Linked DNA regions of Homo sapiens: all the other regions are linked to region 3. The links are chromatin loops, found by intact Hi-C in ENCODE. Cell type or tissue: heart right ventricle. All regions are shown on one strand.

What was found. Peaks named below come from ENCODE experiments on the same cell type or tissue, not always from the same donor. Only the 100,000 strongest peaks of a DNase experiment are listed, where the experiment ranks them.
Region 1: a loop joins it to region 3, with 17 times the contacts of the local background. A loop is called at or near these places in 18 of 110 quality-filtered maps.
Region 2: a loop joins it to region 3, with 11 times the contacts of the local background. A loop is called at or near these places in 4 of 110 quality-filtered maps.

Annotation. Positions count from the first base shown.
Region 1 is chr13:59,316,627-59,324,626 of GRCh38, reverse strand. No RefSeq gene overlaps it. Among named protein-coding and RNA genes, the nearest start is that of DIAPH3-AS1, 690 kb to the left of the region's middle. In heart right ventricle, CTCF peaks have their summits at 5,896 and 6,095 (motif pointing right); a DNase peak (open chromatin) is centred at 6,096; H3K27ac peaks cover 2,562 bases.
Region 2 is chr13:57,794,211-57,802,210 of GRCh38, reverse strand. No RefSeq gene overlaps it. Among named protein-coding and RNA genes, the nearest start is that of PCDH17, 170 kb to the right of the region's middle. In heart right ventricle, no CTCF peak of the experiment used is centred here; no DNase peak of the experiment used is centred here.
Region 3 is chr13:57,628,801-57,636,800 of GRCh38, reverse strand. PCDH17 (protocadherin 17) reads right to left here and starts at 5,057. Exons shown (of 4, transcript NM_001040429.3): 1 at 1,690-5,057. The coding sequence starts at 4,254. RefSeq lists enhancers at 3,871-4,550, 6,509-7,094. In heart right ventricle, CTCF peaks have their summits at 2,095, 2,984, 3,189 (motif pointing left) and 7,071; DNase peaks (open chromatin) are centred at 3,170, 4,910, 4,920, 6,770 and 5 weaker places; H3K4me3 peaks cover 7,593 bases; H3K27ac peaks cover 6,595 bases; H3K27me3 peaks cover 4,615 bases.

The DNA of each region.
Region 1 (8,000 bases), 1.7 Mb before region 3:
TATCCACTTTATTTATTTATTTATTTATTTATTTATTTATTTATATTTTTTGAGACAGAGTCTTGCTCTGTCACCAGGCTGGAGTGCCGTGGTGCAATCTCAGATCGCTGCAACCTCTGACTGCCTGGTTCAAGCAGTGCTCCTGCCTCAGCCTCCTGAGTAGCTGGGATTACAGGCATGCGCCAACACATCCAGCTAATTTTTGTGTTTTTAGTAGAGACGGTGTTTCACCATGTTGGCCAGGGTGGTCTCAATATCCTGACCTTGTGATCCACCCTCCTTGGCCTCCCAAAGTGCTGGGATTACAGGCCTGAGTCACCGCACCAGGCCACTTTATTTATTTTTATGATCTAGTATTAAGTTAACAAATTCACCAGTATTACATGTGAGAGATAAAAATTGTATTGGACAAAAGTTTTCATCTCCAACATAGCAGTTTTAATGAGATAATTCCTTGAGCAGAAAGGGCGTGACCATTTATCTATGCAGTTTTATCCACAAGGGACAGATAAATGAACACATTATGAAGGAACATCATGTTGTTGGGAAGGTCATTAAAGGTCCCTGGATAGTGGGGAGGAACAGAATAATGGACAGGTGGGGAAAGATCGCCAGTAGGCTTGTGCTATTGTGAACATGTTCAAAGTGGTAACAGATGAGAATTGAAGGACCGAGTCCTATATCAACTCTAAGATCATGGTTTTGTCATTTGTACCCATTATTTTGGCCAGAAATAAAATATGCTTTCAATGATACCAGCTCAGGTGAGGGGAAAAATATTAATAAGAGAAACAGAATACCAAGGCATTGGAATACCTGGAAGCTATAAGGGCAAGAGAAAATTATGATAGTTATAATCCTTCTATTTTTATAAGAAGCAATATAAATGCAATATCTGTTTGTCAACTAGACCTTCTTTCTTATATTATGAATGCATCTTTGAATAATGTCTCTAAATTGAGTGTGCTTATACCGTAGTGATACGATTTAGGTAATTGTCATAATCCTGAACATGTTTTGGTGCTTCTCAATTCCCATTTCTAACTGCTTCTTCTTTCTCTGGGACTCAAGAGATGCAAAATTTGAGGATGTGATTTTTGTAGCCAGTTGCCCCTATTAATGAGATTAATCTATATTAGATAGAAATTAAATATTAAATTAATCTATATTAGACAACTTAAATATTCTCTTTGAAGGCCCTAGTGTGATGTTTCCAAAGCAATGTTATGATTTATGTAAATCATATGCTATAAGAGTTTGAATAACTTAATACTCTACATTCAGAAAAAGTTTCACAAAATCATCACAGCAAAATGAAAATCTGAACTATTTAGAATTTTAGAAAGCCACCAGAAAGAATGTTCCTTACTCTTTCACAATATGTTTTCTAATATTATTGCCATGCATTAAGAAATAAAGCTTTCCTTACTCCTATTCTAATTTTCTCCTTTTGCCTCATAAGGCTATTTCTTTACTCATCAACTGCCATTATCTACTGATACATGCTTTAGCTATCATCCTAGCCCATGCTATTTAGTTCCATCAGACTCTGTGGTATATTCCTTGGGAACTGAAAGGCAGGACAGCCTACGAAAGCCCTGCAACTAGACCGCTAGAGTTCAAAATCCTGATTGTGGGAACTTATGGGCAAAACTGCTTACCAATTCTAGATCTCAGTTTCTCATGGAGTTAGTATATAGCTCTTAAGATGGTTTAAGTACCAAATGGGAGTTTATAGGTGAAAAATACAGGACACTGCCTGGTATATAGTAAGTTCTTGATACAATTAGCAAATATTTTTCCTATCTTTTTATTCTAAGATAATTTATTTTTGATAAAGTAGAGATTCTTTGACTCCTGGAGTCTATAATTTCAAGCTCAATTTCCCCAGATTTTTGTTTGTTTGTTTTTCCGTTTTGCTCTTTTAGTGATCTGACTGGGTATCCTATTGTATAGACCGGAAAATAGCTATAAATATTTGAAGGTTTCTTTAGCCATGTACTCATTAATCCACTTTTGAAAGATCGAGTATACTTATTCTTTTAAGTATATCCGGCAACTGATATCCCAGACATACCATTGCTTGTCTATATGCTAGAGATTGTTCTTTATCTTTAATGTAAATCATGATAGGAAACAACTGGCATCCATGTGTTGCTGGTCCTGTTGCTGCCTAATGAAAGCAGCCGCTTCTTTTGAGACCTTGTTCCCTTTATGCATCTTTATTTCCTCCCTTACTTGGCTTTGCTTTTAGGCTGAACGTCAACTGACTTCTCTTGATCTCTGAAAGCAAGTCTGATTTTCTAAGACTTGTGCTTGATAGTTTCTTTTGTCCATCTAGCTATCTTCTATCGACATGTACTTATTTATTTATTTTTCTTTGTGCTTGTTTTTTTGTTCTCCTGTAAACTCTGTGTAACTTTCTGTGTAATGATTGTGGCCCAAAGTGCTGCACTTTTCCAACTTTGGCCTAACCAATAGGGTTAAGAAATGCTGCTGCTGAAAAATTACCTTGCTTGTTTTTCATGATATGTCTATGAATGCAATCCGATATAGCATTTGCCTTTTGGTGACAGTGTTACACTGCTGAATCATATTCAATTTTTCATCCATTATTTCTTCCCTGGTGAATCACAGTACATTTGTCTTTATTAGCCCTCACAGTATTGACTTCCGCCCTTTCCTTCTTCTATTGATATCATACCACATTTTAATCATATCTTCCAAATTGGATTCTTGTGTCTTAACATAAAAAATGTCCAAGTGGGAAAAAGTTTGTAATCAATTTCAGCAAGCTGCATTCTGTTTCGTTATGTCATAAAGTACTGGGTATACAGGATCTTGGGGAACAGTGGGAAGCACTCAATCAATGATTGACATTAATTTTCTTTTGCCTTGAAGAGGGCTTTGTAGATATATTAATAAATTACCAGTGGCAATTGGCTTAGGTGAATTTACCATGGAGAACAAAATGAAGATTTTATGCTTACAAAACTCTATAGAATGGGCAGAATTGGACTTATCATCAACCAACATTTATTGAATGTTTACTATATTTAGGGCGTCATTTTAGAAGTGATTTTGAATAGAAACGTTTTCTTTTTGTGAAAATGTAAACACATATCCTCAGATTATATAAGTATAATAGGGGTCATTTTGATATTTATTTTCAGCCAGTTAAATATTACAACTATGCAACACTTATAGAATGCCACACTTTTTTCAAAATATAAGCACAATAATGTTATATTTCATACCTCAAACTATTTTCCTTTAGTTGGTATATTTTAGAAAATAATTCCTTTCCCAGTTCTTATGAAATAATTGACTATTTGTAACTTGGCCACTAGAAACTTTCAAAACTTAGTCTTGTATGAAACAACTTCATTTTAAAAAATTAACAGAACATTAAATAACTGAGTAGGCTCCAAATTACCAGCTAGAAGTTTACATCTCAATAGAAACAAAACATTAGAAAGTTTCATGACAGAACTGCTACAAAGAATGATTAATTGGATCAGATTTCTTTGACATATGACTTTGCTTTCCTTATGGCTTCATTTATTTGTAGCCTCTAAAGGGGTGTTTCAGTCATGGTAGCTATAGGCAATTCATTATTTCTTTTAAGAAAAAAATCAAAATGACAACCCTTTATTTTTAAACGATCAACTGCATCGTCCTTGCTATTTTTAATGATAGCTATTTGTTGAAAGTGACTGTAAAAGCTGGCATAACCTAAAAAGAATATTGGTTGTATCTCTTCCAGCTGTGAAGATTTTTCAAATAGAAAAAGCCTAATTTAATTTGGTTCTCTATTTTTTATATTTAAATTCACAACAGAACTCTGCAATAGTCTCAGGCGGGCTCAATCGAGGTGCACTAGTTTGATGCATCATTGTAAAATTCTGACACCATCTCACAGGGCTGCTGCGGTGACAGTGTTCACAGACAGAAAACATGAAGGCGAAAGTCTCTGCCTGTTTCTTTTGAGTGTAATTTACAGTGCAACTTAAACTCTGGACCTGTTTAATGGTCCTAACAGCGGAGTTTCTAGGCCAACGACTAAATCAGCTGCAGTGCTCCGCATTCACGGACAAGCCTTATGATTTACAAAATTTAATAAGCTGAGCCCTCATGACATTTCCCCCCAAGATTCTGCTTTTATAATCGCTGCCACAAAGGTTGTCAAAGGAGCATATACCCATTGGCATAATGAAACCTTACTGTCTTTTTTTTTTTTTTTTTGCACAAAAGCATATAAATATACTCCTACTATTGTTAATTCATTAACAGTGAATAAATTCTAGAGCATTCTTCTTGCCAGATCTGATAATACATTAGTGACTTTTTTGCATTGCTTTATGGAAGTGATATTTCTTGGGTAGTATTTTTGTGAGTGTCTGCCAAACAGAGTACAGACAAAGGTCAGATGACTTAACAGTTTCTCATCTGTACCCTGATGCTTTGTCAAGGTTTGCCATATGTCAGAATTCCTTGTCACAACGTGAAAGTTTATCTTTTCTACTGAGGGAACATACAGTGTCTGGTTTGGGTTTCTTTGTCTTCATTTGCTTTGAAAGGTACAACTATTTAGCAGCTTTGCCGAAGAGGCTATCATTCTATCAGCCTGGGTTGTGCTGCTTTGTTATATCAGATGGCTCTTTGAGGCCAAATTTGGTTTTCGAATAGGAAAACAAAAGTACTTGGATGATTCTGTTTCATTAAAATAGGCACTACTCTAGCCATGCTTTGGTGGCCTCTGGTACCTTGGCTTGCCCATTGCGTGATGTTGCTAAGTGAGAAGCCTGCAAAAATCACAGCCTAATCTACCTGGAATACCTGGCTTGGTTAATAGTCGTTTGGTAGCTGACATATCTAGTGGTACCATTTGCTATTAAATAAAATTATAATATTCATCAAACAGGAATTAGAAGTTACCCTGAGGCTACTCTTTTGAAGGCATGTTATTTCTGTTGAGATTGTATACAAAAAATAATGGATCTTCCATTGTTTTAGGCATATTCTCCCTTCCTTTTAAAGACACATTTCCTGAAACCAAAATAGGCACATACTCCAAATCTTCAAATCAAATTGTCTTCTGTGTCCTGTTTCCTGTCTCCCATTGTTCTTGTCTCTTTTATTTCTCCCAAAGTCTTGTTTTCCCCTATTACGCAACTCAGGTTCATGCAGATTAGTTCTGCAGCCTTTTTCCCCCCATTCAGCTCAATCCTGGGGGAATAGTATCCTTATTAAAAATGTACACATTTTGCTGCGTTTGAGAAGATTGGCTTAAATACAATGATAAACGTGAGAAAAATAGATACATTCTATTATGATAACCTGACTGCTCTATTTTCTTTTCACTACGGGGAGTTTTCATGGGTGCGTGGCAAAACAAATTGCAATCACCTGGGTATTTTCCACTCTGGTTCTGTCATTCTGAATGATAAATGTATTTATTCTTTAGCTGAGAATTAATATATCTGTACATCTCTATATATATACATATATATCTTTCCATATGCATAGGCAGATGATAAGCAACAACTAAGGAGAACAAGTTGAAAATTTTTTTTATAAGATCAATGAAAAAAATGTTTTATGTTCACATTGAAACGTTTAAGGCCTGGGGTAAGACAGCTTTTAAGGTCAACCAGAAAGGAAGATTTTCTTGTTGTAAGCATCTATCAACAGTCCTTGGAGGCGCAGTCAGCACTAGCATAATTTAATATGCCTTCTCCGTGAAAAGAATGCCTCTTTGACATCATGCCACAACTTGTACTTCAACTGAAGATTTTCAGGTGGTCTATGTTTTGCTGCATTGATTTCCTTTTATCATTTTAGTCAGTTTCAAATCCCTTTTTTTCTTATGTGTTCTAGAAACAAGGAAAATAAAGACTCATACAAAATATGTATTCCTCTGGCATTCTCTTTCCACACTGAAAACAAGCAATAGTTGCTGCCCTGCAGATGGTTAAGCAGCCCCATTCTAGGACCTGCTGAAGCTGCAGGTTGATTGTGGCTAGACTGTGGCATGGTTCCTTGGAAATTCAGGCTTGACAAGCAGAGCTGACAAAGGACAAATTGTATAGTGTCTTTTACCAGCAGGGGCCGCTGCAGAGCAATAATGGTTGGGATGCTTCTTTAGTTTGTTCTTTGGAAACAGAACATATAAGAATGTTAATTCTGTTGAGGCAAGAGATTTGGGGGAAGGGAAAATAACAGGAGGTGATGAATACAGTTGAAATCAGTCAGACAAATAAAGTAAGCTTTTAAAAAGTTTTGCCAGAACCATATGTCGAAATAATGCAGATTTTTTACCTGCATTTTACGTGTTCCTTCTGCACATGTGTATGTAAAGCAACATATAAAATTACTGGAAAAAGAAGAATGAAGCAACATCAGAGGAGTTCAGGATTTGTACATGGCAAATCTAACTTTTTTTAAAAAACTTCGAAAATCATAAACATTTTTGGAAATATGACTAGAACTATAACAGTGAAGACTGCAGAAAAATGACTCCCTGTTCACCCTCACCACTCTTCACCCAAGACAAACCACATACCTTGAATATATTGCAGTAAACTTTTTTCCTGGGAAGGTCTCTCTTCAGAAAAATAAATCAAACATTTGTATACTTTTCACATTGTTTGTTTTTAAAGACAGTTTTCTGTGGATTGCGGTGTTTTAAAGATATATGGAGGTTGCACAGATGGATAACACAGTTATATGTTTACCAAAGAAAGTTATCTGGAATATATGGACTTATGCTGGTATGTAATTTTGGAAGGGGGAAAATTAAGCTAGGTTTTCTTAAGAGTGAGGTTTTCCTTCTGTGTTTGGAATATTGAGAGTTGTGAATATAAAGATATTGCCCTGAAATATCTTTTTCCCCAAAATTTCAAAGCTGAGTGAAGGTACAGGAAAGAAAACACCAGGATGCTGTCTGTTGACCATATATCATATAATGTTGGGGAACAGTTGGTCCCCTAATTTAATTCTGTATGTAATCCAGAATAGCCTTATTTATTTAAATAGATCTGGCCTTTTCAGCAATTGCAGTAAATTCTCTTGTTTTAGTAATTAAAAAGTAAAGGGAAAGTGTACAGATAATTAAGAAGCTGGAGCACCTGTTGGCAGAATCCCATGGGAAAATACTGGCTGTAATAGAAATGTATTTGCTCTATCCAGCAGTTCAGGAATATCAGCTAAAATGTCATGCTAAATGAAAGAAAGGAAATGGAAGAAACTGTTGAGTTTAGCTTTATATAAATACAGCAAACACTTATGTATGCATTGGATTTTCTGATACCTAATTTAAACTAGTATTGATCAGAATTCTTTTAAAATTAATCTGGTACCTTGAAAGTGGTCCAGAAAGTTATTATGAAATGATATGTTATCATTCCTTCCAGGTATGAACAGGGATTAGCTGAAAAACCAGCTGAAAGCTAATGCATGAGTAAATCAGGTTATAAAATTGATACTATCTCTGAAAGTCTTCAAAGATTCAGGTCATTTCGACGAAAACTTATTTAGCATCTACTAAGTGCCAAATACTATGTTAGGAATTAGCAATCATTAGAAGAATAAGACAATGTTGCTATCCTAACGGAACTTAGAGACTGTGGAAAGGATCTCAGTGTATTTCAAAACAGTGAGAAGAGTGCTATGAAAGAAATATTCCCATAGAGCCACAGAAGTTCAGGGGTGTGTGTGTGTGTGTGTGTGTGTGTGTGTGTTGAATACTTAGACTGGGAGTGAAGACAGGCTTTTCAGTGGAGATGGTGCTTGCATTGATTTTTAAGGATTAATAGCCATTAACTAAGGAAATATAACTTGAAATTATCCTAAAGGGATTATCTTAGGTGTTCTACCACCTCGATTTTTAAAAACCATTTCATATATGAAATTCTATCTTATTTTCCAGAACCTTTGAATTAAATCTCTCTAAGGACAGCCTGACACTTCAAAGAATAGGATTTAATCATTCAACAAAT
Region 2 (8,000 bases), 170 kb before region 3:
AGACAAGAAAATCTAAAAAACTAAAATGGCCTAAGGGACAAAAAGTCTAACATATGCTTGATTTGGGAAGCACCAAAAGAGAGAGAAATAACATGGTAGAAAAAAACATAAGATGAAACAATGGTTTACAATTTTCCAAAAATTTGGTGAGAAAACAATCACTTGTCTCTTCCTGAAACTAAATCAGAATAAATACAAAGCAAACTGCATTAAGGCATATCATAGCAAAAATACTGAAAATCAAAAGCAAAGAAAGAACAATATATATAAGAAGAATATATAAGAAGAATATATTTCAGAAGAAATAACTATATATATAAAGGATAATTATATTAATTATGACAAACTTACCAGAAACAATAGAAGCCAAAAGATAAAAATACATATCTATGGTATTTAAACACTAAAAAAAAGAGTACTCAGAAATCTATGTGTTATGTAAACACACATCAAAAAGATTGTGTAATAGACATTTTTAGAGAACGAACAGAGGTATTTTATTGTCAGAAACCTGCACTACAAAAGATACTAATGTCCTTAGTCTAAGACAAATGACAACAGATCACATCTCAAGTCTATCAAAGGAAGAGACAAAACAAAAAAATAGAAATGTGGATAAATATTGAAGACTATTTTGTTTCATTCATAATTTTCTTAAATGATAAATATCTGTTTAGAACAAAAAATAGTATCATTATAAGGTGGTTATAACATATCTAGAAGGTTTCCACATTTGTGATGTGATATATAAAGACTGAAATAGGTAATGGTGCAATATTAAACCTGATAGACTGTGATAAGTTAAGAATGCATATTTTAATTCCCAGAGCAACTGTTAAAAAGTATTAAAATGAAATGTCGAAAAACTCTGTAACCAGGCTGCAATATGGCAGTGTTATTTATTATTGCCATGTATTTTTATACTAATTTTCAATCCTCGGGTTATACAATGTGTGCATTTAGATTATTTATATCGGTAATTAATTGATAGATAATCGGTGATAGAAAGATTAAATAGATAGAGGAATCCAGATATGGCATAGTGAGTAAGAGCTTGAACTCTAGAGCAGGACATTCCAGGTTCAAATTCATCACTACCATTTATTCCTTATGTGAGCTTGCAGAAGTTACCTGTACTCTCTTTTTCTTAGTTTCTTCATACATAAAATGGAGCCAGTAATGTACCTCCCTTATAAGTTTTATTATTAAAGATTATACAAATTAATTCATGTAAATTCTTATAACAGCACCTGGCACACAGTAAGCACCCAGTAAATATCAAGGTTTTTTGTTTGTTTGTTTGTTTATTTTAAGGGAAATTAAAGACAATTTTACTTGACTTAAAACTCACGGTTTGCTAACTTGGTCTTAATTTTCTAAAATCATTATACCACGTAAACATTTTTAAACATTATACATTTCAGAGTTCATATATCTCAGGGTGACTGAAGCTTTTCTGCATGGCTGAAGGTAATAGAGAACCTGGTTCTCCCAAGTCCTGCCTCAATCAAGGCAGCTTTCATGTACTACAAAAATGCATGGTCATGTGGATAGTTATTACAGGGTCTTTCTCATTGAATAAACATTCCTTGGATAAACAGATACTATTGATAAAATATTTGGATGTTTTAAGAAAATACGTCATTCATAATTTTGGACAACGATGTATACTAAAAGGAGTAGAGTTTCACATAGTGACCTTTGCCCTGTGTGGGCCTACGTGTTGACATATTTGTGAGCATTATATACACCCCAGAAGAATAAACGGAAGGAAAAAAAAATCAAACACGCTGTATTAAGAACCAGGAAAAGTATATACTTTTCCTTAAGTTGAACTTACTTAAGACAGATTACAAGCATCAAAGCACCATAGGTATTTTGTATAAATGTGATTAATGAATGATTAAGTGAATACTGTTTTTACCACTTCATTTTAAAATTTAAGATAGAAATAAGAAACAACTAAAAGTAACTAAGCATTTTACATTTATTGTATTGAATGACTATAGTAAATGCATTGCATAGGAACATGAAGACAGTAAGACAATTTTTGCACTACCTATACGAAATGCGAAAAAAAGGAGTATCAGGGAAAGAAAATTGCATGCAAAATCTATGAATCTAAAAATGATTTCAGAGCTTGCAATGTAAAAGAAAAATATGATAAGAAAAGGAAAGGTGACAAATGTAAGGAAGGCTGCAGAAGATGTTAAGATAAATAATAAGACGTTTTTCAAACATGAAAGGAACAAAAGGTCAGCGACAGAGAGAGTAGAGTTTCTCACAGATGGCCAGAGCAATTTACTGACTGAAAAGACAGGCACCGCTAAAACAAAAATCAAATGAGTTCATTGCCTTTCTATTCTCACAGAGGGCTTAGGGAACAGAATCAGAAATAGACATAAGTCTCAGAGGAATAAGAAAAAAATACCAAAGGATGACTGTGCTGTGCTGAACAAGTGCCTAAAAATAAGATTAGTAATTTTTTTAAATGTGAACTAAAAATTACTTACATCTTTAACATATATTATTTTATAATTCTTAAATGGAAATCTATAAGGAGTTTTCTAAGGAAAAGTGAAGCAGATTTCTATCAGCCCCCTTTCCCAATGTAGTGACATAAGTGACTGAAATTGGGACAGTCATCGGACAAATAGGCTCTCCACCTGGAATCCGTTTCCCAGTAAGAAAAACAGCATTTGTAAAGAGCTTTTGTAGGCTTCTCAAAATCTATATCAACCACATGAAGGGACAGTCATCAGGTGGTGGATCCTTTCTCTGAGTTATTGCTTCTGTTACACAGAAGGAAGTGACACTAGGAAAAAAGTCTGCTTATATAGAAAAGCCTACACTAAAAAGAAAAATGTTTTTTTTAAATAAAATAGACTTCACAGCATCACTGCCATAATAATACTAGAATAAATGTATCTTGTGATATCAGGATACTTTTTCCCACTGCTAAGTTTCTTGAACTGAATATTGACCGTACACATAGTCCTTAATGTTAAATACTGGAGAAGTGGCTTTAAGTTTCACCTGATGGAGAGTGAGGTAGACAGATAAAATTTCACTAATATTATTTTGAGAACAAGTAACACAAAATAAGTAAACAGGATGGGGGAGATCAGCCTTGTAAGAGGTTAATATAGATGATAAGGTTAGACAAACATTACATATTAGTATGAATTTTAAATTTCTTTAACAAGCCTGGCCTCATGAATAGTCATGTCCAGATGTGAGCTGTCTAGATGAACTGTCTTAATTCTGGAACCTGTTCTACTTATTCCTTGGCCTGAAAATGAGATTCCCTCCAAAATTACAGACAGCTTTAACAGCGTCTTGTAGCACAAACCAAGTAAGGTTTTGAAAGAAAGAGTATCCAAGAGAAAAATCAAAGAGTAGATTTCAAAAAGTGTTGAGAATCCAATCAGAGATATCAAAGAGATTATGCAAAAGAGAGAAATCCATCGAATCCATGGCATAGGATATAAGAAATTTTAGCCCCTTTTTTCTCCACACAGAAAACTCCAACCCAAAATATTGCATATAGCTCAATAGTCTTGTTGGTCTTAAATTAATCCATAGTAACTTTTTTTCTCTTCAAGGTTGAGGATAAGAGTGGAGTAGATCCTTGAGGTCCTTCTAGAGTAATGCTTCTGAAACAGCAGGACATTTGAGATTAAAATAAGGAGCTTAAATTTAGTAAGGGATAAAATTTTATACATGGTAAATGAAGCCCAGGTTTGCATGTATATATTTCTGTTACAGGATTTGGTGGTGGCATTATTTTTATAATAAAAGTTTTAAATATGATACTTTATAAAAAAGGATTACAAATTTAGGAACATAAAATAGTTTGAAATAAAACTGGTACAAAAATGAGATATATATTAATGGCATATCAGAAATAAAAGATGGAAGACAATAATTCTGAGGTCTTAGTCACTGAAGAAAGAAAAAGGAATAAGCCTGTCCCTGAATCACAAAGTGGAGAAAGTTCAATCATTAACCCACAATGTACTATTAGGTGAGAGGTTAAAATTTTATTGAGATATATAATGAAATTTGGATACTTGCTGATTATAGCAGCCAGCATTACTCTAACTAATAAAACAGAAAAGAGTAAATAAAAACTAAATAAAATCAAATTAATGATGACTGTAATTGTAAAGTACTTTCTCTTTTTAAAACTAAAATGAAAAAATAAAATGCTAGTTTTAAAATAAAGTTGACCAAAGAAATAAATATTTTTATTAAAAATATGCAGAAAACAATTATCTATTGCTTTGCATTTCACGACGTGTTAAGTTATGGCTAAAGGTATATTCAACAGAAAGTAATTACCTTGTAGTTGTTTTAATTTGTAAATAAAATAATTGTGTATATTAATTTGTCATTTAACTATGAAGAAAAAATATAGCAAGTTTAAGAAAAGGAGGAAAAAACTATGATGATAAATATAGAGATAAATTATAAAATTAAAATATTATATAAATTAAATTTATAAAATTATAAAATTAAATTTTAATTACAATTTTATATTTTATTTTATATTTGTTATTTTCTATATTTATAAAGTATATATTTTATATAATATATAATATAATAATATAATATGTAACAATATTTTATTGATATATTTTAATTTTATTTATATCTTTATATATAAATTATATATAATATATATTATATAGAATTTATATATTATATATTATATAGAATTTATATATTATATATTATATATATTATAATAATATATTATATATAGAATTTATATATTATATATTATATATTATATAATATATAATATATTATATATAAATTCTATATAATATATATTTTATATTATATATTTTAATTATAAAATTAAAAAGTATAAAATTAAAATAAATTATAAAATGTAAAATGCCCCAGAGCAAAATATTTTATATAAAAATGATTAAAATTATAGTTAGATAAGGAAATAGAGAAAGCACACAAAAATGAACAATGAGCAAAAAATACTAAAAACTTTTAGATGTGACTCTAGAAAATTTATACTAACATTTTTAAACCACAATAAAATATTTTTAAACCACAATAAAATAGACTATTTTCTGTTGAGAATAAATTTTAAAATTTACAGATGAAATACTGTAAAACCAAGAGATTATTAGTTATGAAAGATATAAATATGCTATAAAATAGAAAATTCTAGTTCCATGAAGTATTACATAAGATCTTTGTTAAATTTCCATTAATCTGCTAAGTTTTACTTTCTCTAAACTCAAAGGAAAAGCTACAAAGTTTCCAGTATATTTTATAAAGCTACTGTATGCAAAAACAGTGCAAAACAAAACAGACTAACTTCACTAATTTCACCAATATTCTCAATAAACTACACGCAAATCCAGCCAAAAGGTAAAAATTATAACCACAAAGAATTTATGTCAAGTGTTAATTTTATTCTAGAAAATATAGTCCTGTGATTCATCATGCCAGTAAGTCAAACGTGAAACAAAGCATATGGTCTTCTCCAGAAATGCCAAAAATGCATTTGATAAATTACAAAATCCATAATTCCTATTTAAAACTACAGCAAAAACAAATAGGTAGAAAACAGTTTTAATTAGTGACAGTAATTGGGTGTTACTACTGAAAAAAGAAAGAAAGGAAACAGGCAGAAGCTACAAGGTAGTCACTTCAACTTAGGGAAGATGCTCATTTCATTCAGGTAATTCCCTCCAGTCAATGGTCCTTTCTGAATCAATCTGTCTACAAAATGACACCAAAGCACCAATCCCTCTGAATTTTTTCTATTTTTTCCAAACTTCTTTTCAGTTTTTTTTAGTCAAAGATTTTACAATAAATAAACAAATAATCATATAAATAATTGGGTATTATGGATGAAAACAAAGGATGGAAAAATAACTTGAGCATATTTGAAAAGCATTAACACATTTAAATTGTAATAAATTCTTACCAGTCACTTTTTAAAAACTACAAAGTCCCAATAGATACTTGGCAAGACAATAGCCAATATTCATCTGAACAAATTGATTCATGATGAAGACAAGTAAAAACAATAAGAAATCATTTATGCCAAATAAAATTGATGTTTTAAAACTCACTTAAGTCTTTAAGCTGACAGTAAAATAGGCACTCTCATGCACTCTAATTGGGAGTGTAAATTAGTACAGCCTTTATGGAGAGCAACCTGGCAATGTTTAAAAAAACAGGAGATTTTGATCTGGTAATTTAATCTGTTTAAAATGTAACTTAAATATTCACCAATTATATTTATCACAGCATTACTTTCATATAAGCACAAGTTTGAATTTAAGTATTAATGATGGTAAAATGGCTAAAGGAGAGAAATTCTGTACAATCTTTTCAAAAGGATATTGCAGAGATATTAAAAATTATTATTTTGTAATATTTTTAGTGTCCCAAGAAAAAGCTAATGCTAAAATGTTAAATGAAAAAGACACAATATACAACCATATGTAAAGTACTAATACAGTAGATGTTTCAAATATATGCACTCACACACAGAGTAATAAGAGTACACACATCTATGCTAAAATTTTAATAGTGACTAATTATGTTTACTGTAATGTGGGATGATCTTTCTATTTATATCATGTGTATTTTCTAATTGTCTAAAATAACTTTTTAAATTTCTTTATAATTAGGAAAAAATTTAAAGTTGATTTTAGTAAAGTCTATAACCTTTGAGTCAGTAATTAGTCCTTTGAGATTTTGCTCAAAGAAATAATCCTGAAGGAAGAATACATGTGCATAAACATGTTCATTTAAATATTAACTTAAAAACAAATTTTACAATTTTTTACGTATTTGGTATTTAAATTTTTTAAAATTATTATAAATTCTTAACCCTGAAATTTCCAGCAAAGTATATCACGACAAAAATGATTTTTTTCCATAACATATTATGGAAAAATGTGAGTGGTAGATATGAATGTGACTTAATTACTTATACGAAGCTGAACAGCAATGTAAGTGTGGACACTGAGGTTTCCAGCACAGCTCTAATGACTCCATTTGGACAACTACTTGTATAAAGCAAAGTTTTTTCCACATTGTGGTAGCATCTTTCTTGTTTAGATCACTTTTCTTTTTTTCTTTTTCTTTTTTTTTTTTTTTTTTTTGAGACTGAGTCTAGCTCTGCCGCCCAGGCTGGAGTGCAGTGGCGCCATCTCGGCTCACTGCAAACTCCACCTCCCGGGTTCACGCCATTCTCCTGCCTCAGCCTCCCGAGTAGCTGGGACTATAGGCGCCTGCCACCACACCCGGCTAATTTTTTGTATTTTTAGTACAGACGGGGTTTCACTGTGTTAGCCAGGATGGTCTCCATCTCCTGACCTCGTGATCCACCCCCCTCGGCCTCCCAAAGTGCTGGCATTACAGGCATGAGCCACTGCGCCCGGCCATTTAGATCACTTTTATTTTGTCACTATCATCCAGAAGCTTTATTAGATGTGAGGAAATGAAAACTGGGCCCTCATCCAAGCCCTGTAATTAGAGATAAAAGAAAAACTAAAATTATTTACTTATTTTACTTCTAACCCTACGCTACTTAAAGACACTGCAAAAGAGTTTAAAAGAAAAATGTTCCACCTTGTGGAAATATCCAAAATCATGAATAAGAATCACATAAGAATTTCATAAACATAAGCTTGGTACCAGGAGTAGAGGTTGACTAGAAAATCTTCCTTTTAGTTGCACTTGTTACATCTTTCAAAGTACATGATTAGATTAAACTCCTTAAAGTCCCCACCTCTTATAATTGCATTGACTAATTTAGAATTCATCTCTGAATAAAAATTAAGGGTAGAAGCATTTTATATTCCAGAAGATATGGGTGAAATTGCAAAATCTTTGCCTATGTGTCTTCATCCATAGAATAAGACAACAGTAGTTCTCACGGTTTCTATTTTATAGAAAAAGATCCAAGATACGAGAACCCAACCCGTGCCAGACAAATAATAGTTTTCACT
Region 3 (8,000 bases):
AAGAAAGGTATTTAACATATGTGTATTTATAAAATGACTGTAGCAAATCTTTAAATATGTGTTTTAATATTTCCTTCTAAATACGTATTGATTATCATAAATACCAGTTTTACACAGTCACAGAAATACTTTCATAGAAACCACATTTTTTTAAAGTGGAGAATTTCTTTTTCAGTTTTATATAGACCTTAAAAAATTATGATTACTGATGTATAGTAAACACTATTAGAAGTGAGATTTAATACTACAATTGATATTTTAATATTTAGTAGTGTCAAGTGTGAGATTGTTTTACAAGGACATTATACTATTATAGGAAAATATATTTTGCTAAGTATTAGTATTTGGTATACTTATTATGTTAGAAAGAATAAGATTATGAAATATTACTGCTCCATTTTAACAATAAAAACATTATTGAGTCCAGTGTCATCAAAAGTTATTTGCTTTTCAAAGCATAACATTATGAACAAATTATTTCCACTTGCCCCAAACTAATCTTCCTCTTGCGGTGTCACTTTCAGTTAAGCTCAATTTTGAATTCCACATACTGCTCATCCAGAGTAATTTGTTGCAACATACAATTATAATAAGCAAGAATGAAGTTTTTCTGTGACACAACTCAATAGTAGGTAAAAGAAACAAGACAATGACTAGACATGGTATAGTCACCTGCTGCTGTTAGAATCTATGTCCAAGCTGGGTCAGTCATTTAGTTTTGTGGTATTATCAATAACTTTGAAGCATACTATCTTATATATATTAAATATCACTTAGATATACTTAATATACACACTATGCAAACTAAATGCATCATGAATTCATTTTGGCACATCAAGTGCCTTCAGTGTAACTTTGCCTCCTTTTTTCAGTAGCGCAAAATGAGCCTCTGGTCCTCTGCTGTATTCCTTTCATTCCTCAGTGACTCCAAGAAACAGATCACGGTAACCACAGGACAAAACAAATACAAACTTTTCATAGATAGTTACTAGTCATTATGCAGAGCCTGCATGTATTCAAACTTTTCAAAGTGCTTCAGAGTATAACTCACATTTGAAAAGCTTAAGCTGTATTAATGCATTATGCTGCAGTTTTACCATAATGTAATGATGAAGAATAAGTGAGATTCATGTTCTTTAAAGCACCTTTAAAATATAAAGCTGACTTTTTAAGGATGAAAAGTTAGTTCAAATTGAATGAACTCTGAAATTCTGACTGGTTGTTATTCTGTACTTAAAGAAGTTAACTTCTTAATAGTTGGGTATAAGTTCCTTTCATTTTTGGCATCATTTAAAAAAACAGAATAAAAATATTTTCAAGACAATTAACTAAAACATTTTTTTCTGCTCTGGGAATTCCTTTTTATGAAAAGAAATGTAAACCAACAAATAAAAGTAAGTAAAATAAGCTATTATTATTGAACACTGCTAACATTTTTAAACCTATAAAAATAAATTTTAAAATGAAACAGTAAGATATTTACGTTTGGTAGAGTTTAGACTATTTACATGGGAGGGGTTATATGTAGAATATGATGTATACACAGTGTCAAAAGTGTAAACCGTTTTCATTTAATTATTTTTCCCCCTCACTGCTGCTGGCAGAGTGGCTTGCCCTGTTCCAAAGGTTTCAGGACAGCTCCAAAACCAGCAATAAAGTGAACTCCCAGTTATGCTAAAAGTCTCCTACCTGAATTATGGACATCCGAGTGGCAGGGGTCTCGCTTGCATTAGTCCCTTGTCCGGTGAAGCTGGTGTGGCAGCCCGCGTGCCCCTGAGGGACAGTCAGGTTGTTGGAGGCCGGTTTGAGATACATCACCTCCGACCGGGGCGAGCTGAGGGGCAGGCGGGTCTGGTAGTCGAAGTACATGGGGGAGGTGGCCAGGGAGGGGCTGCTCACCACGTTCATGACGTTCATGGCGTTCCTCTCCTCCACTTCGCTCTGCACCAGCATGATATCATTTTTGTTGATCTTCTTCTTCTTGCCCTTGCCCCCACCCAGCTGCGGGTGGCTGTACTCGGCGATGCGGCAGTTGTAAGTGCGGATCTCCTTGTTCTCGCGCTTGCACTTGACGGCGATGGTGATCATGGCCGCTAGGAGGATGATGGAGATAGTGCTCAGAGTCACGATGAGCGGCAGCGACATGTCCCAGTGGTGCTGCTCGCCATTCACCCGTGGTACCCCCTCGGGAAGGGATCCGCTCACCGAGCGGATGATGAGCTTGGCCACTGCGGACAGGGTAGGCTTGCCGTGGTCGGTCACCTTCACCACCAGCTCCACCACGGGCGTCACGTCCTCCCAGAAAGGGTGCAGCGTGCGGATCTCGCCGCTGGACGGGTCGATCTCAAACAGGTGGTCGTCGTTGCCGTCCACGATCTCGTAGGTGAGACGCCCGCTCTCGCCGAAGTCGCTGTCTAGGGCGCGCACAGTGCTCACCAGATAGCCCAGGCCAGCGTTGCGCGGCACCTGCAGCTCCGCGGTGTCGTTCTGCAGCGTGGGGAGCACGATCACTGGCGCGTTGTCATTCACGTCTAGCACTGTCACCCTCACCGTGGCGTTGCTCTCCAAGTGCGCGGGCGCCCCCGAGTCCTTAGCAAGCACCTTGAACTCAAAAGCCTTGGTCTGCTCGAAGTTAAAGGAGCGCAGGGCGTAGATGGCCCCGTTCGTGGGATTCACAGACACATAGGTGTAGATAGACACGTCGCCGATGTGCGAGGGCAGGATAGAGTAGGATACGGTGCCGTTCTGGCCCAGGTCGGGATCCTGGGCGAGCACAGAGCCCAGGTACTCTCCCGGGATGTTGTTCTCGTGCACCTGAAGCACGTAGAGCCCTTTGGTGAACCGAGGCGGGTTGTCGTTCTCGTCTAGAATCTTGATCGCGAACGACTTGGTGGAGTTGAGGGGAGGAGAGCCCCCGTCCCGCGCCACGATGGTCACGTTGTACTCGTCTTGTGTCTCGCGGTCCAGCGGGCGGTCAGTCACCACCGTGTAGAAGTTGTCGTAGTTCTCCTCAAGCTTGAAGGGGACGGAACCCCCGGGCCCGCCCAGGCCCCCGCCGCCGCCCGTCCCTCCTCCGCCTAGGACCCGACACTGCAGCTGTCCGTTCTTGCCAGAGTCCCGGTCAGTGACCCGCACCAGGGCGATGACGGTGCCGGGAGGGGCGGCCTCGCTCAGCGCCCCCTGGCGCACGGAGACGAAACCGATGGACGGCGCATTGTCGTTGCGGTCGATGAGCTTGACCGTGACTTTGCAGTGGGCTGGGATAGGGTTAGGCCCCAGGTCTCGGGCCTGCACGTCAATCTCCAGCATCCCGTTTTCCTCATAGTCCAGATTGCCCTTCACACGGATTAGGCCGGTCTTGGGGTCGATGGAGAAGAGCTCCCGCACGCGGTCAGGCACGTAGCTGCTGAAAGAGTAGAGCACTTCACCATTGGGACCTTCATCGGCGTCGGTGGCGTTCAGATCGATGACCACTGTACCCAGCGGAGCGTTCTCGGGCAGTTCCACCAAGTAGGATGGCGCCTCGAAGACCGGGCTGTTGTCGTTGGAGTCAATCACCTTCACGTTGATCTGTACGGTGGCGGAACGTGGAGGCTCGCCACCGTCCAGGGCAGTCAGCACGAGCGTATGGTGATTCTGTTGCTCGCGGTCCAGAGCCTTCTGGATGACCAGTTCTGGGAACTTGGTGCCGTCGCCGCGGGACTTAACGTCCAGTCCAAAGAGGCCGTGATCGTCGCGCGTGAGCAGGTAGGTGCGGAGCCCATTCTCGCCGGCGTCGGGGTCATGTGCGCTGGTGAGGGGGAAGCGGGTGCCCGGAGCAGCGTTCTCCGAGATGTCCATTTCGATCTGGTCCGAGGAGAAGGAGGGCGCGTTGTCGTTGATGTCCTGGATCTCTACCTTGATCATGCAGATCTCCTTGTCGTTGGCGAACACCTCGAGGGACAGCTGGCACTTGGCATTGTGGCGGCACAGGGACTCGCGGTCGATGCGCTGCTTGGTGTAGAGGAGCCCGCTGTCTGCGTCCACGTCCAGCAGGTGCGGTGCGGAGTTCTCCAGCACCCGGTAGCTACCCGACTTGCTGCGCCCTCCGCCGCCGCGCTCTGCAGGCGGAAGCCCAGGCTGCAGTCGAGCATCCCTGCCGATGTTCCCGATCACCGTGCCGGCCCCTTGCTCCTCCGGCACGGAGTAGTTGAGGTTCTTGAGAGTGAGGGCAGGGGCCCATAGAAGAAAGCAGCAACAGATGGAAAGGTACATCCCAGACCTGTAAGGTGGGGGCAGGAGCAATCGGACTGGAGGAGCCAGAGAGGGAGTGCGCGCCAGCCTGGGGCCCTGGCGCAGCGTGCGCGCGCGACGCGAGCCACAAGTCTATGGGTCCTTTTTTCCCTCTGCACCCGAGCTGCGGCACCCGGTGGTCTCTCCTTATTCTGCTCAAGTTCCCTGAACCTGTTGATCTACAGCATCCGCACTGGGTGAGAAGCTGCGGTGCAGCAGAGCTGCAGGGGCTTGGAGCAAGGCGGTGGCTTCCTGCGGCTGGGGGTGAGCCAGGGGTTTCGTCTCTCCCGCCCGGACTTCGGGAGGCTCAAACTTGAGCGATGAGGCAGGCGATAAGAAGGAAATCTCGTCTGGGAGAGATGATAATGAGCTAAAGAATCAGTAGGTTTTCCTCGCTCCCGCTAGGGTGCTGCAAATCTACTCCCGCCCGGAGACTCCGGAATACTCTTCACATCGAGTGGGGGAGGGAGCAGGGAGGTGTGTCTCTAGGCAGATCCGAAAGTGAAATTCTTACTTGCTGCTCGCCTCCCGTGATGAAATTGATGGGGATGAAGAGCAACGAAGACAGAGTCACAGATATATTTTGAAGCTTCCCCAGCGCACCGTGAAATGTCTGCTTGCTGCGCGGGCCGGTCTGTTTTCAGGCAGTGTTTTGCTGCATTTAGAGATCTAATCTTGCATTGCTGGCTGAGGCAGCGGCGGCGGCGGACTGCATCTACCAGCCAAGCGTATTTTTTTTTTCCTCTCTCTCCTTTCCGAGCAGCCAAAGGGAGGGGAGGAAATGCAGCGTAAAGAACTAGTGTCCCGATTTGTAGTTTCCTCTCCCCACCAGGCTCCTCCCTCTCTTCCTCGGAAAAGGCTCTCCCCCGAAATCAAGAAAGCCACAGCCTGATCAGCATTTGCTGTGTGAGTCTATTGGGAGGGGGGAAGTAGAGAGATAAATCTTCGCCTCTGTTCGTAGAACACACTCTCTGATTTCTCTACGCCAAGCCAGTAGCCTCCGCTACCATCCCATCCTCTCCCCGCGAGCAAGGACTTCTCTCCAAGCAGTTTAATTCCAGTTTGCTTTTCTTCCCAGGCGAAGGGAAATCAACAGGCAACTCATGGTTGGACGTGCACATTTAAAGGAGGAGGGGGGAGGCCGAATAAAAAGGAAGGGGGAGCCTCCCTCCCAGTCCTTGCACACACACTCTCCCTGTCTCTCGCTAGAAGGGAAACAGTCTCTGCATTCACAGGGCTGGGCTGTCAAGTGCCTCTTTTCTTTCTATTCAGCATCTCCTTCCAATAGCCCTGCCTCCCAGTCCTCTTCATCTAGAAAAGAAAACCTTGGCGAGGAATAAAAGTGATGAATATTTGAAGCAAATAAAGTACGTGTTTTTTTTTTTCCTTCAATTTTCTCTTATAGTAGGAGGAGTGGGCTGGATGAAAGCAACACATCAAGGTTTGGCGTGATGCATTCTGCAGTCTCTCTTTCAGTTTTTCTGGGCGACTCAGGGAGGGCAGGGGGTGCAGAGCTGCGGCCGCGGCGGTCCAGCCAGGGGCTCCTACCCCGGGGAGCTCCCTCCGAGGGGATGTTAGACACAGGTCTGTCTACACATTATTTCGGGTTCTGGAGGCGCCTCGACATACGGGAATGACACATCCAGAAATGCAGGTGTTCCGATCTGCCGGATGAGTCAGAAGCAGCGGAACGAATCGTATTCACTCTCGCCTCATGGTCCTCCCTTCACAGACATTAGTTGCGGCTTCTTCCTAACGCTTTCTCTGACTCAGTCTATAGAAAGAAAAACCAGATTCATGTTTTTGGGGAAAAAGAAAATGCAAGAGAAAAGGATGGAGGGAAGAAGGTGAAGCTGAATCTAGCAGCACTTTTACTCTACCTCTTTCTGCCGGAGTCCGAGGTTCTGGAAAACAAGGCGTCTGCTTTGCTAGGTGTATTGGTTTATTTATTTTGTTTATTTTTTTTAAACCTTTCCTCTTGGTTAGGCGAGAGGTACCCCGAAATTTTTCAGAGTCTTGGAAAAGGAAAAACAAAATCAGGTTTCCAGTAATTGTTCCCAGCTTAGCCTCGCATCATAGTTCAAGATTTTCCTCTCAATTTTTTCTATTCACAAAGTCCAACATCGATGTGTACAGTTAATTGTGCAGTCTGTTGTGGAGGTTTTTTTTTTTTTTAATTCCTCCTTTTCTGTCACGGGTGGTCTCTTTCAGTCTGGTGTCTGCCGGGATCACCCCACAGTCTGAGAAAGATATGCGGATTTCAAAGCAAATAAATCCATCTCCGCAAGCAAAGCAGCGGATGAAAGGAAAGGTGAAAATTCAATTCAACAGTTGGAGTAGCGTCTCCCCAGCCGCCTTCCGCCGCTGCCGCATCCGCCGGGCTCGCGATCCCTGCTCTCTCCCCAGCGTCTCTTGCTGACTGACTCTATTCACCTCACGCCGCCGCTTAAACATTGATACTGATTCCCTGTCAGCCAATCCGAGCGAGGAGCAAGGCCCTGCCTTCTCGGCCCGCGTCCAATGGGAGGCGGAGAAGAGGATGGCGGGGGCGGGGCCAGGAGCCCCGGCTCTTCGGAGTCATTGATTAGATCAGTTAGATGGGGAACCAGTCCGGCTAGCGGAGCCCAGCGCTCCGCCAAAGCGGACGCGCCCCAGGATTCGCCACCAGGTCTCCCGGGCCTTTAACCACCGGGAGTAGCTCTTCCAGCGCCTTCCTTCGGAAAAGAGAATTTACAAAAAAAAGTTTAACAGCGATTTAATTTTTTTGTGGTCCTACATACACGGAATCGGGAATCGCAGTATGCTTGCAGAATAACGTAGCTGCGGTCTGCCTAAAGGGTTTCTCTACACACACTCTCACACACGCACGCACACACGCCCTCGCCGCACACACGCCCATGCCAAGGGAAGCGCAGCCCTGACTCCGCGTGGACCCATCTGAATGAGGTGCGGAGGAGTGTACGTGGGTGTGTGTGAATGCGCTTCCACGGGCTGAGATGTGTATTTCGGTGAGTGTGTGTGAATTCGAGGGCGCTCGTGAGCCCGTTTCTGCCCGCGCTGGTACGAACATGCCGCGAGCAACAGCAATCAATATGTAACTTTCTTCATCCTCTGAGAAAAATCAGCTGTCCTCAGGCACCTATGCAAGGAAAGTCACTTAATTATGAAAGTGTTTCAGAAGAAAAGCAGACTCCCGTTGAAAGAGAGGCTATGTCTCTTAAGAGAAATAGAGCCTCTCCTTTAAGGAGAAAGGCTCACTGTCAATACAAGCTTTGTAAACTCAAATCCGGCTAAATACTACTTAAGGTTCTACCCCTTTTGGTCATCCTTCCTCACCATCTCAGCCCAGGTTCAAGGTAAAGTGGATACCCACCCCCCAACCCCCGACACACACACACACACACACACACACACACACACTAGTTTCGGTGTTTTGTTCACCTCCATTCTTGTTATTAAAGTGTCACATTGCAATTTGATTTTTTCTCCTTAAGATCAAATAGCCATTGATAACCGCATTTGCTAAAGATCCATGAAAACAAAAGTATAAAACACGAAGGCCAATCATTAGGAGATCTAAGATTTCTGTTTTGTAAGCCATAACACACACACACATATATACACACACACACACACCACCACCACACACCACATACACAAGCACACATACACAGGCCGACTTCTGATTCATCTATTTATTCTCCAACTTCATTTACTAATCTCAGAGA